Linked DNA regions of Homo sapiens: region 2 is linked to region 1. The links are chromatin contacts, found by Hi-C or POLR2A ChIA-PET in ENCODE. All regions are on one chromosome and are shown on one strand. Each heading gives the region's core, a stretch centred on a gene start or an enhancer-like site at or near the end of the contact. The rest is flanking DNA. Distances are from core to core; before and after follow the strand shown. Region 1 holds the start of ANGPTL6 (angiopoietin like 6). Region 2 holds the start of JUNB (JunB proto-oncogene, AP-1 transcription factor subunit).

What was found. Hi-C counts contacts between places; a loop is a spot of excess contacts on that map. ChIA-PET counts read pairs that join two places held with the same protein, here RNA polymerase II (POLR2A). Pooled maps may share reads with other maps.
Region 2: a loop to region 1 is called in a map with no recorded cell type, with 12 times the contacts of the local background. The contact joins the promoter of JUNB here to the promoter of ANGPTL6 in region 1. A Hi-C loop is called at or near these places in 2 of 37 single-sample maps with no recorded cell type and 6 of 50 pooled maps. POLR2A ChIA-PET finds 5 or more read pairs at or near these places in 2 of 52 experiments (B cell and activated B cell).

What each region holds. Positions count from the first base shown.
Region 1 is chr19:10,097,409-10,105,324 of GRCh38, forward strand. ANGPTL6 (angiopoietin like 6) reads right to left here and starts at 5,270. Exons shown (of 6, transcript NM_031917.3): 1 at 5,160-5,270. RefSeq lists a silencer at 1,815-1,864 and enhancers at 5,280-5,329, 5,400-5,449.
Region 2 is chr19:12,785,574-12,793,489 of GRCh38, forward strand. It overlaps JUNB (JunB proto-oncogene, AP-1 transcription factor subunit), which reads left to right and starts at 5,913. Exons shown (of 1, transcript NM_002229.3): 1 at 5,913-7,742. The coding sequence starts at 6,199. The coding sequence ends at 7,242. It overlaps MIR5684 (microRNA 5684), which reads left to right and starts at 1,555; the gene lies at 1,555-1,619. It also overlaps a transcript of HOOK2 not described here. RefSeq lists enhancers at 3,002-3,571, 4,476-4,975, 5,276-5,887, 7,762-7,881, 7,776-7,916 and 1 more, silencers at 4,022-4,791, 5,652-6,231, 6,602-6,711 and cis regulatory regions at 4,258-4,778, 5,618-6,172.

The DNA.
Region 1 (7,916 bases), core at 4,020-6,519:
TAGGCACAAATGTGTGCCAGCCCCCTTTCTAGGCACTGGGAATACATTTAGGAACAAAACAGACAAAAATCCCTCCCCTAGTGGGCAAAAAAATAAATATGTACTGTATAGGATGAATAAATAGAGCATATTAGACAATGTTAAATGCTAAAAATAACAGTAGGGCCAGGCGCGGTGGCTCACTCCTGTAATCCCAGCACTTTGGGAGGCTGAGGCAGGTGGATCACGAGGTCAAGAGATCGAGACCATCCTGGCTAACACGGTGAAACCCCATCTCTACTAAAAATACAAAAAGTTAGCTGGGCGTGGTGGCGGGCACTTGTAGTCCCAGCTACTTGGGAGGCTGAGGCAGGAGAATGGCGTGAACCTGGGAGGCAGAGCTTGCGGTGAGCCGAGATTGTGCCACTGCAGCCCAGCCTGGGTGACTGAGCGAGACTCCATCTCAAAAAAATAAAATAAAATAAAATAATAAATATAAAAATAACAGTAGGACTGGTGAGGCGGCTCAGGCCTGTGTTAAGGCGGGAAGACTGCTTGAGGCCAGGAATTCAAGACCAGACTCCAGACTGGGCAACGTATCCAGACCCTGTCTCTACCAAAAAAAAAAAAAAAAAAAGGAACTGCAAGTGCACAGAACCACATCTGGCTAATGTTTAAATTTTCTGTATAGTCAGGGTCTTGCTATGTTGCCTAGGCTGGTCTCCCCTGGCCTCAAGTGATCCACCTCTGCCTCCCAAAATGCTGAGATTACAGGTGTGACCCACCATGCCCTGCTAATTTTTAAACTATTTTGTAAATCTGGGCTCAGTGGCTCACACCTGTAATCCCAGCTCTTTGGGAGGCAGAGGCGGGAGGATCGATTGAGGCCAGGAGTTTGAAGCTGCAGTGAGCTATGATCGCAGCATTGCACTCCAGCCTGGGGACGAGAGCAAACCCTGTCTCTTAAAACAAAACAATAACAAAAAACAGCAAACTAGGTAAAGAATACGCAGGTCTGTGCAGGGGCAGCTTGAGAGGGGGTTGCCTAAAGGGAAGGCCTGGTGGAGGAGCAGATCTAAGTGCAAAAGCTCTGAGACTGGACCCTGCCTGATGTATTAAAGCAACCTGGGAGAGGTTAAAGCAAAAGCGAAGGGAGGCTGGGTGCTGTGGCTCATGTCTGTAATCCCAGCAGTTTGGGAGGCCAAGGTGGGTGGATCACCTGAGGTCAGGAATTCGAGACTAGCATGACCAACATAGTGAAACCCCATCTCTACTGAAAGTGCAAAATTAGCCGGGTGTGGTGGTACAGGCCTGAAATCTCAGCTACTTGGGAGGCTGAGGCAGGAGAATCACTTGAACCTGGGAGGTGGAGGTTGCAGTGAGCCGAGATCGCACCACCGCACTCCAGCCTGGACAACAAAAGCAAAACACTGTCTCAAAAAAAAAAAATAGCAAAGGGAGCAGGGTGCAAGGAGGTGAGGTGGGGTGAGGGAAACGTCTCACTAACTGCCTTCCCATCCGTCGGATATTGGAAACCCCATCTTCCACGTCCTCAGACCAAAACCCCAGCAGATCCAACCCATCTCAGCAGATCTAATCCATCAGCCAGACCCGTCTGCTCTTCTGCTTAGATCCTGAATTCCTCCACGTCTCCGCTACTCCCCACTGCCCCCAGACCCTCCCTGAATTCCCAGCTCAAGACACCATCTGGATGACAGCAGCTGCCTCCCTGCTCTCTGGATTTCCATCCTCAACCCCAGGTCTAGTCTCTCTGACAGCAGCCAGAGGGCGCCTGTGAACATCTGAGTCAGTTCACGTCCCTCCCTCCCTCCTCTGCCCTGAATCCTTCTTGGCTCCCACCTCCTTTAGAGGAAAAGCCCAAATCCACCCATGATCCATAAAAAGTTGCGCTATCTTGGTGACTCACGCCTGTAATCCCAGCACTTTGGGAGGCGGAGGCGGGCGGATCACGAGGTCAGGAGATCGAGACCATCCTGGCTAACACAGTGAAACCCCGTCTCTACTGAAAATACAAAAAAAGTAGCCAGGCGTGGTGGCGGCTGCCTGTAGTCCCAGCTACTCGGGAGGCTGAGGCAGGAGAATGGCTTGAACCCGGGAGGCAGAGCTTGCAGTGAGCCGAGACTGTGCCACTGCACTCTAGCCTGGGCAACAGAGCAAGACTCCATCTCAAAAAAAAAAAAAAAAAAAAAAAAACTTGTGCTATCTGCCATATCCCCTTCTGCCCTCCTCCCAGGCCCTTCCTCACACGAAGCAAGTTCCAGCCTCAGGTCCTTTGTACCTGCTGTTTTTGCAGCCTGGAACATTGTTCACAACTTAACATCATTCCCTTCCTATCCTTATTCAAGTCTCAGCAGCGCTCCTTGAACAGCAGATTTAGGGTTGTACCTCCATATACAAGCTCTCTCTCTCTCTGTCTCTCCCTCTCTCTCTCTCTCTTTCTCTCTTTCTCTCTCTCTCTCTCTCTCTCTCCCCCACGCCCTCTTTTTTTTTTTTTTAGACGGAGTCTCGCTCTGCAATCTCAGCTCACTGCAACCTCCACCTCCCGGGTTCAAGTGATTCTTGTGCCTCAGCCTCCCAAGAAGCTGGGATTACAGGCATGCGCCACCACACCCAGCTAATTTTTGTATTTTTAGTAGAGACAGGGTGCCTGATCAACAGGTGAAATCCCGTCTCTACTAAAAGTACAAAAAATTAGCTGGGCGTGGTGGCGCATGCCTGTAATCCCAGCTACTCGGGAGGCTGAGGCAGAAGAACGGCTTGAACCTGGCAGAGGTTGCAGTGAGCTGAGACCGCACCACTGCCTTCTAGCCTAGGCAACCTGGGTGAGACTCCATCTCAAAAAAAAAGAAAAAAAAGAGAGAGTCGTGCTCTGTTGCCCAGGCTGGAGTGCAGTGGAGCAATCATAGCTCACTGTAGCCTCCAATTCCTGCACACAAGTGGTCCTCCTGCCTCAGCCTCCTGAGTGGTTGGAACTACAGGTGCGCACCACCATGCCCAGCTACTTTTTTGTAGGGAGGGGGTCTCACTGTGTTGCCCAGGCTAGTCTCAAACTCCCAGGCTCAAGTGATCCTCCCACCTTGGACTCCCAAAGTGCTGAAATTACAGATGTGAGCAACCACACTGGCCCTAAACCTATGCTTCCTGATGCCTGCACAAGCACATATCCCGAGGGTCTCCATCTCACACACACATTGCCTCATTCATGCATTCAACCACAGACACCTTGAGTGCCTATTGTGTGCCAGGGATGCTGTTTTAGGCAATGAGGACACAGCCTTAACCCAAACAGACAAAATTCCTGCCCTTGCAGAGCTGACATTCAAGTTGGGAGAACAGAGAAATAAGTCAAACAGCCGCTAGGTAGGTCAGAGGGTAATCGTGCTTAGGAGAAAAATGGAACAGGCAAGGGGGTGACAGTCCCGGAGGTGGGGGACATTTAATAGAGGAGTCAGGACTGGGTGTGCTGACTCACGCCTGTAATCCCAGCACTTTGGGAGGCCGAGGTGCCTGTAATCCCAGCACTTTGGGAGGCCGAGGTGCCTGTAATCCCAGCACTTTGGGAGGCTGAGGTGGGAGGATCACTTGAGGCCAGGAGTTTGAGACCAGCTTGGCTAACGTGGCGAAACCCTGTCTCTACTGAAAATACAAAAATTAGCCAGGCGTAGTGGCACGCGCCTGTAGTCTCAGCTACTCAGGAGGCTGAGACACAAGAATCACTTGAACCCGGAAGGCAGAGGTTGCAGTGAGCCATGATTGCACCACTGCACTCCAGCCTGGGCAATAGAGCGAGACTCTGTCTCAAAAAAAAATAAAATAGAGGAGTCAGGAAAGGCCTCACAGAAGAAGTGACACTTGACTGGAACAGTGCCTCATGCCTGTAATTTCAGCACTTTGGGAGGCCAAGGCAGGAGGATTGCTTGAGCCTAGGAGTTTGAGACCAGCCTGGCCAATATGGTGAAAGTCCATTTCTACTAAATATAAAAATAAAAATAAAATAAAGAATAAGGGACACTTTCACAAAGACCTGATGGAAGAGAGAGAAGAGGAAGAGCATTCCAGGCAGAGAGAACAGCAGGTGCAAAGGCCCGGAGATTGCACCCAAGAAATGGCAGAAAGGGGCCAGGCACGGTGGCTCACGCCTGTAATCCCAGCACTTTGGGAGGCCGAGGCGGGAGGATCACCTGAGGTCGAGAGTTCAAGACCAGCCTGGCCAACATGGTGAAACCCCGTCTCTACTAAAAATACAAAAATTAGCTGGGCATGGTAATGCATGCCTGTAATCCCAGCTACTACTCAGGAGGCTGAGGTGGGAGAGTCACTTGAACTCAGGAGGCCGATGTTGCAGTGAGCAGAGATTGCGCCATTGCACTCCAACCTGGGCGACAGAGCAAGGCTCAAAAAAAAAAAAAAAAAAAAGGCCAGGTGCGGTGGCTCACGCCTGTAATCCCAGCACTTGGGAGGCCAAGGCAGGTGGATCACGGGGTCAGGAGATCGAGACCATCCTGGCTAACACAGTGAAATTCCGTCTCTACTAAAAATACAAAAAAAAAAAAAAAAATTAGCCGGGCATGGTGGCGAGCGCCTGTAGCCCCAGCCACTCCAGAGACTGAGGCAGGAGAATGGCGTGAACCCGGAAGGCGGAGCTTGCAGTGAGCTGAGATCGCGCCACTGCACTCCAGCCTGGGTGACAGAGCGAGACTCTGTCTCAAAAAAAAAAAAAAAAAAAAAAAGAAATGGCAGAAATGTCTATGAGGCCGGAAGAGAGAAGGGGGAAGCAGGAGGAGGTAAGAAGTGTCAGGGCAAAGTGTGAAGGGTCCTGTGGGCCCGGAGGAGGACTTGGGTTTTACTCTGAGTCAGGCAGGAGCCATGGAGGGTTCTGGGCTGGAGATGGCCACATTTACTTCTGGACTCAGACACCAAGCAGGGGCTCACAAGGATCCGGGGGTAGGGTCCTCTCTTTGTCCCCGATCACTGACATGCCCCACCCCCCACAACAGAGATTGAGCAACCCCCCAGAACTGGGACGTGTGTATAACACCCGCTGCCTTTTACACTCTCAGCCTGGGGTGGCGGGGTGGCCTGGGGGCCCCCAAGCCAAGCTGTGGTCGGAGTTTCCCCACAGTGAGAATCAACCTCCACCTACCTTCCCACCCTCTCACCTCTGATGCCCAAGACCCTGAATCCAGCGAAGCTCACAGAACACACAAGAAGTCCAAGGAAGAGCCGAGGGTCCAGTGGGGCCTCTGAGCTAGAGACGGGGAGAGGGCAGTGGGACAGAAGGAGAGAGGAGGCTTGGTAACCACTCCCCAGCCCCCAGAGCCTGGGAGTGGAGCTGGGATGCTGGGCCCAGGAGCCCAAACTATAAATATTTAGCATTTCCCGAATGAGAAATGAGACAGAATTGCCAGACCCCCCTGCCCAGGCCACCAGAGCCTGATAACACAGGTCAGTGTCCTGGACATCCCTCCCTTTCCCCCACACCCTCCACTGCAGAGCCCAGAGCGTGGGAGGCTGCAGGCCCTGGGGCAGCCAGGCGTGATCCCAGCCCCAGACACGCACACACCACACATAGAAAGAGGAACATCACTGGGGACTTACCGTGTGTAGGGCTTGGCTCTAAACTCTCCACACCTTTTACGTATTTGATCCTTACAACCTGAGCTGGATTCTGTATGTACCCTCATTTTACAGCAGGGAAAACTGAGGCTCAGAGAGGGTAAGCAACTTGCCTGCGGTCACACAGCCAAAAAGAGACCAGGATGGGAGCCAGCCAAGGTAGCTTGACTCAGAAACTCACACATGTACACCACAGCTGTCACACACATATGGGCACATAACAGAGTGGACACAAACACACACACACACATTTGCACGCACGCACACATTAACACCCAGCGAAAGTCTGGGTGCAGTGGCTCATGCCTGAAAGCCAGCACTTTGGGAGGCCGGGGCAGGTGGATTACCTGAGGTCAGGAGTTCGAAACCATCCTTGCCAACATGCTAAAACCCCGTCTCTACTAACAATACAAAAATTAGCTGGGCATGGTGGCATGCGCCAGTAATCCCAGCTACGCGGGAGGCTGAGGCAGGAGAATTGCTTGAAGCCAGGAGGTGGAGGTTGCAGTAAGCCGAGATCGAGCAACCGCATGCACTCCAGCCTGGGCGACAAGACTGAAATTCCATCTCAAAAATAAATAAATAAATAAATAAATAAATAATAAATAAATAATAATAAAGTGAGGAATTAATTAATTAAAATAAAAAATAAATATAAAAGACACAGCTGTAAATTTTTAAATTGTGATAGAAACAATATATTCTTAAAGTGAAAACCCTACCTCAGTTACATGTGATTTATGTTTTTTGGATTAATCTGGATTTTATAATTAGAAATAAAAATGTAAGGCTGGGCGCGGTGGCTCACGCCTGTAATCCCAGCACTTTGGGAGGCCAAGGTGGGCAGATCACGAGGTCAGCAATTCGAGACCAGCCTGGCCAAGATGGTGAAACCCCGTCTCTACTAAAAATACAAAAATTTGCCGGGTGTGGTGGCCCATGCCTGTAATCCCAGCTACTCAGGAGGCTGAGGCAGGAGAATCGCTTGAACCCGGGGGGCGGAGGTTGCAGTGAGCCACTGCACTCCAGCCTGGGCGACAGAGTAAGACTCTGTCTCAAAAAAAAAAAAAAAAAAAAGAAAAGAAATAAAAATGTAAGATTTTGAGTCCACATAATTATTTGTTGAAAATAATACAAGTCAGTATAATAGAGAAGCATTCATATATTCAACACTGTGAGACAAAACACCAGAGACCTTGGATTTGATAATTGATCTGATATCCTGGACAGTATTCATATGTACAGTGATAGCTATCTTTCTTTGGTGTTTTTTTTGTTTTGTTTGTGTGTGTGGTGTGTGTGTGTGTGTGTGTGTGTGTGTGTAGTTTTATGGTTCTGAGTTGGTGGCCAGTAAGTTCCATGTAGTGTTGGCACTTATTTAATTAACTATTCATGATTTTGTTAATAGCTTGTTATAGAATTCAGGCATATATTTTTCAGCATAAGAAGCCAAGCACACCAGCTTGTCATTGGAGAGAATATATTAAGTGAGAAAAACATTCAGGAATCAGAGCTTTAACATGTTAAAGTTAGTGCTAAACATTGTCATATTGGATCTGAACCTATCCTAATATATAACCATAAAGCTTGACTTCTGCATTGGAACTATGCTTTCATAAATAAAGGATATCTCATTGATTAAAAAAAATTTTTAAAAAGACACAGCTGGAAACATAACAGTTTCAGGCAACAACTGTATGTTCCAAATATGGTCACACACACATCACAACTTAAAGGGAAATGGGGTGGGCTGAGTGGGTCTTTATCTGTGTGTCAGGCTTGTCCACATCCTGGTTCTTGTGATCACACAGTAGTGCACAGATACAAAACAGGTACACACAGTTGACACCCGGAAACCTATCCACCGCACCACAGAGGTCACCGTCTGTCTCCCACACACTCGGTCACATTTTCACACAAGTCAAATCACACGAGGACGGAACTGGGGGAAGTAACCATGCAGTCATTTCCCAGGGGTACAAAGAAACTCACATAGAGCCCCACAGAGCCCAGGCCCAGGGTCTGAGACCTGTCCAAAGGCCCCACCGACGACCAGCCACACGCCGGGAGAGTCACCTCCTTCCCCTGGTCTGCACCATCCTGAGCTCCCGAGTAACTCGAGTGGACTCCAGGGTTGAAAAAGGAAATGGTCGTCCCAGATCTGAGAGAGGCTGCCAGGCTGGGCTCTGGGCCTGGGTTGGGGCCCCCACACTGGGCCCCTCGGCCCCCCACCCTCAGCCCCCTCTGGCTTCCCCATTGGCAGTAGAGAGGGAGGGAACTTCATAAGTCACAGAGAGGGG
Region 2 (7,916 bases), core at 4,663-7,162, 2.7 Mb after region 1:
AGCTCACACACACACAGAGTGGAACAGAACTCTACACAGATAAGCCCTACATAGACCTTTGCATCCAGGGCTGGGCACAGAAGCGGGCAGAGGGCTACTCCTGTCTCTCAGGCCTGGGTGTCAGGGTTGGACCAGCACACACTCTCACATGCACCCTATAGGCCAGTCACACGCTTGCCCCCTGGACCTTGCCAAGGTTCTGTGGGGGCACTGGACACCCCAGTCTGTCTCTGCCCCACAGAGATCCTGGCACTTCCTCTCTCCAAACATCACCCCCACTTCCCTCCCTCTTTGCTTTTGCCACTTCCCCTAGGAGGCCTAGCTCAGCAGCCTCTGCTCCTGCTGGGGTGGGGGCCTGCTATAAAGAGGTCACCCAGGGTCTTGGTGATGCCCAGGTCCCCCAAGGCTTCACCAGCAGTGGCAGGGATGGAAGCAGCTTCCTGAGAAACTCCCCTCATGCCCAACCATGTCAGCCTGGAGAGAGAGAAAGAGAGAGACTCTCCTTCCTGCTTCCAAGAAAACCTAGCAGCTTCCTCTCCAGGAGAGGGGGCAAAGGACCCCCAAACCACAGAGGTGGGAGAGGGAGGCGGCTGGTAGGCCAGGAGTTCCTGGGGGAGGGCTCCTGCCGGGCCTCAGATCCACACCCAGGGGCAGGGACACGGGAGGGAGGCTGGGTGCTGTGTGCTGCGATTTGTGGGTTCTCGCCCTGGCCTGCCCACTGGCTGACTCACAGGCAGCCCCCAGCCCAGTTTCCTAGTGAGGGCCCCACTGGTCAGTGGGGCCAGCAGGGAGGGGGGTCACCGGGCTATTTATAAGAAGGAGAAGTCCCTCGTGCCAAGACCAAAAGCCCCGAAGACACTTGTGGGTGGGGGTGGGTGAACTTCCTCCTTATCCTGTGCCCTAGGCCCCAGGCCCTGGGGCACTGGGGAAGCCTGCGCAGGGACTTCTTAGCCAGGTGCTGGTCTGGAGCCCAGGGCCTGGGCAGTACCCAGCTGCCAGTCTGGACGCTCAGGCCAGTTGGGGGAGGGGGCTGTTCTCCCACCCTCCTCGTGGGGCCGGCCTGGCGCCAGTGGGGCGGCTTGAGGGGGTGGTGCCCAGGCCACAAGGGTGACACTGGCAGAGGCCTGGAACCGGCTGTACCAGCTTGGCTGGGCCCCCGCCCTCCCTGTCTGGCCCAATCTCCACCCCGTGCTCAAACACCCATGCAGAGTGTTTGGAGGAACCCTACTCCCACATGCTGGCCTGTCCACAGAGACCCGTGCCCCTCTGTCTGTGCCCCACCACATTTCTCCCCCAATTAAAGGAGACCCTCAGTGGGGTGCGGTGGCTCACACCTGTAATCCCAGCACTTTGGGAGGCCCAGGTGGGAGGATCCCTTAGGGCCAGGACTTCCAGACCAGCCTAGGCAACAGAATGAGACCCTGTCTCAATAAAATATAAAAAAATAAAACTTAGCAGTTGTGGTGTGCTTGTAGTCCCAGTTACTCTGGAGGCTGAGGCAGGAGGATCGCTTTTACCCAGGAGTTCAGGGCTGCAGCGAGCTATGATTGTGTAGCTGAACTCTAGCCTGAGCAACAGAGTGAGATGGTCTTGTTTTGTTGCCCAGGCTGGAGTCCAGTGTCAAGATCATGGCTCATGTGATCCTCCTGCCTCAGCCTTCGGAGTAGCTGGAACTACAGGCACACCCTCCTGACCTCAGCTAATTTTTAAATTTTTTTGTAGAGATGGGGGTCTTGCTGTGTTCCCCAGGCTGGTCTCAAAAATTTCTGGGCTAGGGCTGGGCGAGGTAGATCATGCCTGTAATCCCAGCACTTTGGGAGGCTGAGGCGGGCAGATAACTTCAGGTCAGGAGTTCGAGACCGGCTTGGCCAACATGGTGAAACCCCATCTCTACTAAAAATACAAAAAATTAGCCTGGCGTGGTGGCATGCGCCTGTAATCCCAACTATTCGGGAGGCTGAGGCAGAAGAATAGCTTGAACCTGGGAGGTGGAGGTTGTAGTGAGCTGATATTGTGCCACTGCACTCCACCCTGGGCGACAGAGTGATATTTTGTCTCAAAAAAACAAAACAAAACAAACAATAAAAAAAAACTCCTGGGCTCAAGTGATCCTCCCCCTCGGCCTCCCAAAGTGCTGAGATTATAGACGTGAGCCACTGTGTTTGGCCAAAGTGAGGTTCTCTTTAAAAAAACAAAAAAAGGGCCGGGCATGGTGGCCCACGCCTGTAATCTCAGTACTTTGGGAGACTCAGGCGGGCTGATCACAAGGTCAGGAGTTCGAGACCAGCCTGACCAATATGGTGAAACCCCGTCTGTACTAAAAATACAAAAATTAGCTGGGCATGGTGGCATGCGCCTGTAATCCCAGCTACTCAGGAGGCTGAGGCAGGAGAATCGCTTGAACCCAGGAGGCGGAGGTTGCAGTGAGCCAACATCATGCCATTGCACTCCAGCCTGGGCGACAGAGCAAGACTCCATCTCAAAAAACAAACAAACAAACAAACAAACAAAACACCAAAAAAAGAGGCCCTTCATGAGACGGCCTGCAGCTGGTACTGCATACATGCTTCTCTGGTTGTCATTATTCACAACACAGTGGCTAATGCTCTGAAGCCAGACAGCTTGGATTATATCTCAACTCTAGTGCTTCTAGCTGTTGGACACCAGACAAGTTCCTTAATCTCCTGTGGCTCAGTTTCTCATCTGTTACATGGGGATACAAATAACATGCATTTTGCTGGATTGTTGGAAGCAGTCGATGACTTATTTTATGTTAACCACTTAGAAGAGTGCCTAGCCCACAGTAAGAGCCATGTAAGTGTTGGCTATTAAAATAATAATTATTATTTCTCAGCCTATCTATCTTAAGTGTTTCTGAGTCTCACTGTCTGCGTGACACTAACCTTGAACCCATTTGTCTCTCTGGGCATCTCTCCCTGCCCTGCGCCCCTGCCCCCATACACCCACTGTTCCTTGCCCTCCTCCTGGGATGGACTCTGTCTGGGATGGCCTCACCTCTCTCTAGGACTCCCTCTGGCATGGCCAGCCTCAGCCCTGGCCAGGGCTGAATTACTGTGGCCTCCTGGCTTTTGGGACCTGCAAGTTAGCTTCCCAAGGTGCTGCCCTCTGGCCTGCCCTGCCCTGCCCAACCCCCCAACGCTGCCCGCTGCGCCCCCGCGGGGCCCAGCCAGATGTCAGCTGCAGTTATTAGCCTGGGCGGGAGACACAGGCCTGGCAGTGTGCCTGCCAGACTCACAGGCCTCCGGAATCTCCCTTGAGCCTGGGGAGGGGGAGGGGAGCCATTCAAGCAAGGGGAAGAAGGGAGGGGGCATTTAGGGGTCACAGGGACCCTCCAAGGACGGGACGCCCCCAGCTTCTGCTGGGACCTTCCTCCAGCAAGGCCACTGCACTGCTGGACTTCCCCCTGCCCCCACATAGCTCAGTTTCTTTTTCGCCTCTTTCGTTTTCCTTCTCTTTCCCACACTTGGTGAGATCTAGGCTGCCCCGGAATGGCTGTTTAACCCCTATCCCTTAGCCTCTTTCTACCCTAAAGAAGAGAGAGGCTCTCTTCATCCTCCAGAAGACAGAGGCCTGGGAAGCTGAGAGAGAGAGAGAGAGACAAAGAGAGAGAGAGAGAGACAGAGACAGAGACAGAGACACTAGGCTTCTCACCTCTTGGTCTAGTGGGTTCACACACTAACTGCTCGGAAGTCCCACCTTAAGTCTAACTGGAAGCCTGACCGTCTGCACCTCGCCGCAGCCCTTCCCGGGAAGGGGCTCTGGGTTCCCTCATATTCTCCCCTTAGATTTTCAGGTCTTCTCTGACTCGGGGAGGGAAGCTCTCAGATGACAGAGCTACTCTAGGGAAGGAGGGGGGCTCCCTCTAGGTATTCTGGATGATAGTAGGATGGGACCTGCAGACTAAAACGAGAGTGGGGCCCCTGACTCACATGAGTGAGTGGGGGGTGTTGGGGACGGAGCTCCAGATCTCCTGGCAGAAGGGAAGGGCACCCCACCCGAGGGAGGAGGCAGCCGCCGTTCCAGCCCGCCCAGGCGCCGGGGGCGCCTCGAGGCATCGGCCCGCCCTCTCCGCGCCCCGTCGGGCCGGGGGCGAAGTCCGACCCAGGCCCGCGGGCAGGCGGGGACCTGCCGGGCTGGGTTGGGCCAGGCCGGGCCTGGCAGGACGCAGCCCCAAAGCGGCGGGGTGGGGCGGGGCCGGGCCAGGCGGCCGTGGGGGCCCCGGGGGCGGCGGTCGGGGCTGGTCGGGACTAGCAGTCTGGGGGCCCAGGCGCGCCCTGGGACCTGGCAGATAGTCGGGTTCCCCGCTTCTGGCTCGGGGCCCCAGGACAGCGCTGGTCCCACCTCTTCCTGTGCCCTAATATGGGCGGCGGGGAGAGACTTCGGGGGCCGGCCCGCGCTCAGTCCTGCCCGCGGACTCCCGCCTGTTGCCATGGCGACCAGGCCCCGCTCCTCGGCTGCGTCCCCCGCCGTCGGGCCAATGGAACACTCCCCAAGCCGCCTGCCTCCGCGGTCCCCTGCAGGCACCGCGGGCGGAACCATTGCTTGAGGGGAGAGGATGGTGGCTGGAGGCTGCCGCGGCTGGGCGGGCTCCAAGCACCCGGGCCTCCGCGGGGGCTCGCACGCCCAGGTTCCTCTTCCGAGGCGCAGGATGCGGCGGGACCCAGGGCGGGGCGCACGGTCCCGTAGGATCCGAGTGACGGAGACAGGGCCGGGCTCCTTCCCCCGGGGCTGTTGCCACACTTCCTGCCTCTGCGCTCTTTCCCCAGCCTGTTTCTAAGGAAGGGAGTGGGGTTGGGCGACCGCGCCCCAGCCGTCGGGCTGGGTCCAGGCTCTAGGAGCCGACACGGTGTTGGGCAAAGCCCAGGGTCAATAGGGGAGGGTTTTAGGATGGGGGACAGAGAATACAGATGACTAAGAGGTTACCATCGAGGGGGAGCAGCAGTCGTGGAAGATCCAGCAGTCCTGGTGCGCGGGACCCTCAAGGCCCCCTCCTCACATGTCAACTGAGTACCCTCTTATTGTCTTCTCTGCTCCGAAGATGTGTCCGGCCCCTTCTAACTCTCTCCTTCATCCGGGCTAGCAGATGACCCCAGTGGTCCCCAATTTCTGGCAGACATGTCTCCATCTTCTACCTGGCATATTTTACCTGCCTCAGTGTACCCCAGGCCGCTTACTAGCTTTCTGCATATCTAGACTTCCCCTAATGCCTCCTTCCCGCTTACGGGAGAGCCTCAGACTCTGGACTCAGCTCCCATGAGCTCCTGGACCCCTACTCATTTCTTGCAATTTAATGGGTCATGCAGCTCCACCCACTCACCCCTTTTGATCTCTCCCCTCCTCCGTCCTGTGAAAATTCCAGTCCCGCATCCTTCTGAGCCCGGGACCCCCAGTCAATTCCTGGGTCAGGTGTCTCCTTAACCCTCCCGATTTACAGTGCTTAACCCTCATTTCTGCTTTTTGGGGTCTCCCAATGGATTGTCAGTCCTCCTACCCCTCTCGTATTCTGGGTACCTCAGGGGTTTCTTCGCACATACTGGGACCCTCACCCCACTTGCTGCGTACCAGGTCCTGGTATTTGTCCCAGTGGACTCCAGGGAAATCATCCTCCTCCCTGAAACCCCTCACTCATGTGCCTGGGCCCCCCAGCACCTCCTTCCATGCGTACCCCGAGGTCCTTTGAGCCCCTCCCCCTGCAGCCCCGCCGAGCCACCCGGCCCGTGGCCGCTGTTTACAAGGACACGCGCTTCCTGACAGTGACGCGAGCCGCCTCCTCCCCTTCCCCACGCTCGAGGAGGGGGGCGCGGGGGCCCGGCTCCGGCGACGGCCAATCGGAGCGCACTTCCGTGGCTGACTAGCGCGGTATAAAGGCGTGTGGCTCAGGCTGAGCGGCTGGGACCTTGAGAGCGGCCAGGCCAGCCTCGGAGCCAGCAGGGAGCTGGGAGCTGGGGGAAACGACGCCAGGAAAGCTATCGCGCCAGAGAGGGCGACGGGGGCTCGGGAAGCCTGACAGGGCTTTTGCGCACAGCTGCCGGCTGGCTGCTACCCGCCCGCGCCAGCCCCCGAGAACGCGCGACCAGGCACCCAGTCCGGTCACCGCAGCGGAGAGCTCGCCGCTCGCTGCAGCGAGGCCCGGAGCGGCCCCGCAGGGACCCTCCCCAGACCGCCTGGGCCGCCCGGATGTGCACTAAAATGGAACAGCCCTTCTACCACGACGACTCATACACAGCTACGGGATACGGCCGGGCCCCTGGTGGCCTCTCTCTACACGACTACAAACTCCTGAAACCGAGCCTGGCGGTCAACCTGGCCGACCCCTACCGGAGTCTCAAAGCGCCTGGGGCTCGCGGACCCGGCCCAGAGGGCGGCGGTGGCGGCAGCTACTTTTCTGGTCAGGGCTCGGACACCGGCGCGTCTCTCAAGCTCGCCTCTTCGGAGCTGGAACGCCTGATTGTCCCCAACAGCAACGGCGTGATCACGACGACGCCTACACCCCCGGGACAGTACTTTTACCCCCGCGGGGGTGGCAGCGGTGGAGGTGCAGGGGGCGCAGGGGGCGGCGTCACCGAGGAGCAGGAGGGCTTCGCCGACGGCTTTGTCAAAGCCCTGGACGATCTGCACAAGATGAACCACGTGACACCCCCCAACGTGTCCCTGGGCGCTACCGGGGGGCCCCCGGCTGGGCCCGGGGGCGTCTACGCCGGCCCGGAGCCACCTCCCGTTTACACCAACCTCAGCAGCTACTCCCCAGCCTCTGCGTCCTCGGGAGGCGCCGGGGCTGCCGTCGGGACCGGGAGCTCGTACCCGACGACCACCATCAGCTACCTCCCACACGCGCCGCCCTTCGCCGGTGGCCACCCGGCGCAGCTGGGCTTGGGCCGCGGCGCCTCCACCTTCAAGGAGGAACCGCAGACCGTGCCGGAGGCGCGCAGCCGGGACGCCACGCCGCCGGTGTCCCCCATCAACATGGAAGACCAAGAGCGCATCAAAGTGGAGCGCAAGCGGCTGCGGAACCGGCTGGCGGCCACCAAGTGCCGGAAGCGGAAGCTGGAGCGCATCGCGCGCCTGGAGGACAAGGTGAAGACGCTCAAGGCCGAGAACGCGGGGCTGTCGAGTACCGCCGGCCTCCTCCGGGAGCAGGTGGCCCAGCTCAAACAGAAGGTCATGACCCACGTCAGCAACGGCTGTCAGCTGCTGCTTGGGGTCAAGGGACACGCCTTCTGAACGTCCCCTGCCCCTTTACGGACACCCCCTCGCTTGGACGGCTGGGCACACGCCTCCCACTGGGGTCCAGGGAGCAGGCGGTGGGCACCCACCCTGGGACCTAGGGGCGCCGCAAACCACACTGGACTCCGGCCCTCCTACCCTGCGCCCAGTCCTTCCACCTCGACGTTTACAAGCCCCCCCTTCCACTTTTTTTTGTATGTTTTTTTTCTGCTGGAAACAGACTCGATTCATATTGAATATAATATATTTGTGTATTTAACAGGGAGGGGAAGAGGGGGCGATCGCGGCGGAGCTGGCCCCGCCGCCTGGTACTCAAGCCCGCGGGGACATTGGGAAGGGGACCCCCGCCCCCTGCCCTCCCCTCTCTGCACCGTACTGTGGAAAAGAAACACGCACTTAGTCTCTAAAGAGTTTATTTTAAGACGTGTTTGTGTTTGTGTGTGTTTGTTCTTTTTATTGAATCTATTTAAGTAAAAAAAAAATTGGTTCTTTATTAATTTCTGTTGTCTTTTTTTCCAAGCTGGGAGGGCGGGGGGAAAAAAAAAAGCACTGGTTTGCCCCCAGCTCAGTGCTGTTGGTGGCTCGGTCCTGTATGTGTCCCCCTCGTCGGTTCGGCGCAGGCATCTTGTGGTCCCAGCCCAGGAGTCCCACCCTTCCCGCGTCCCCAGATC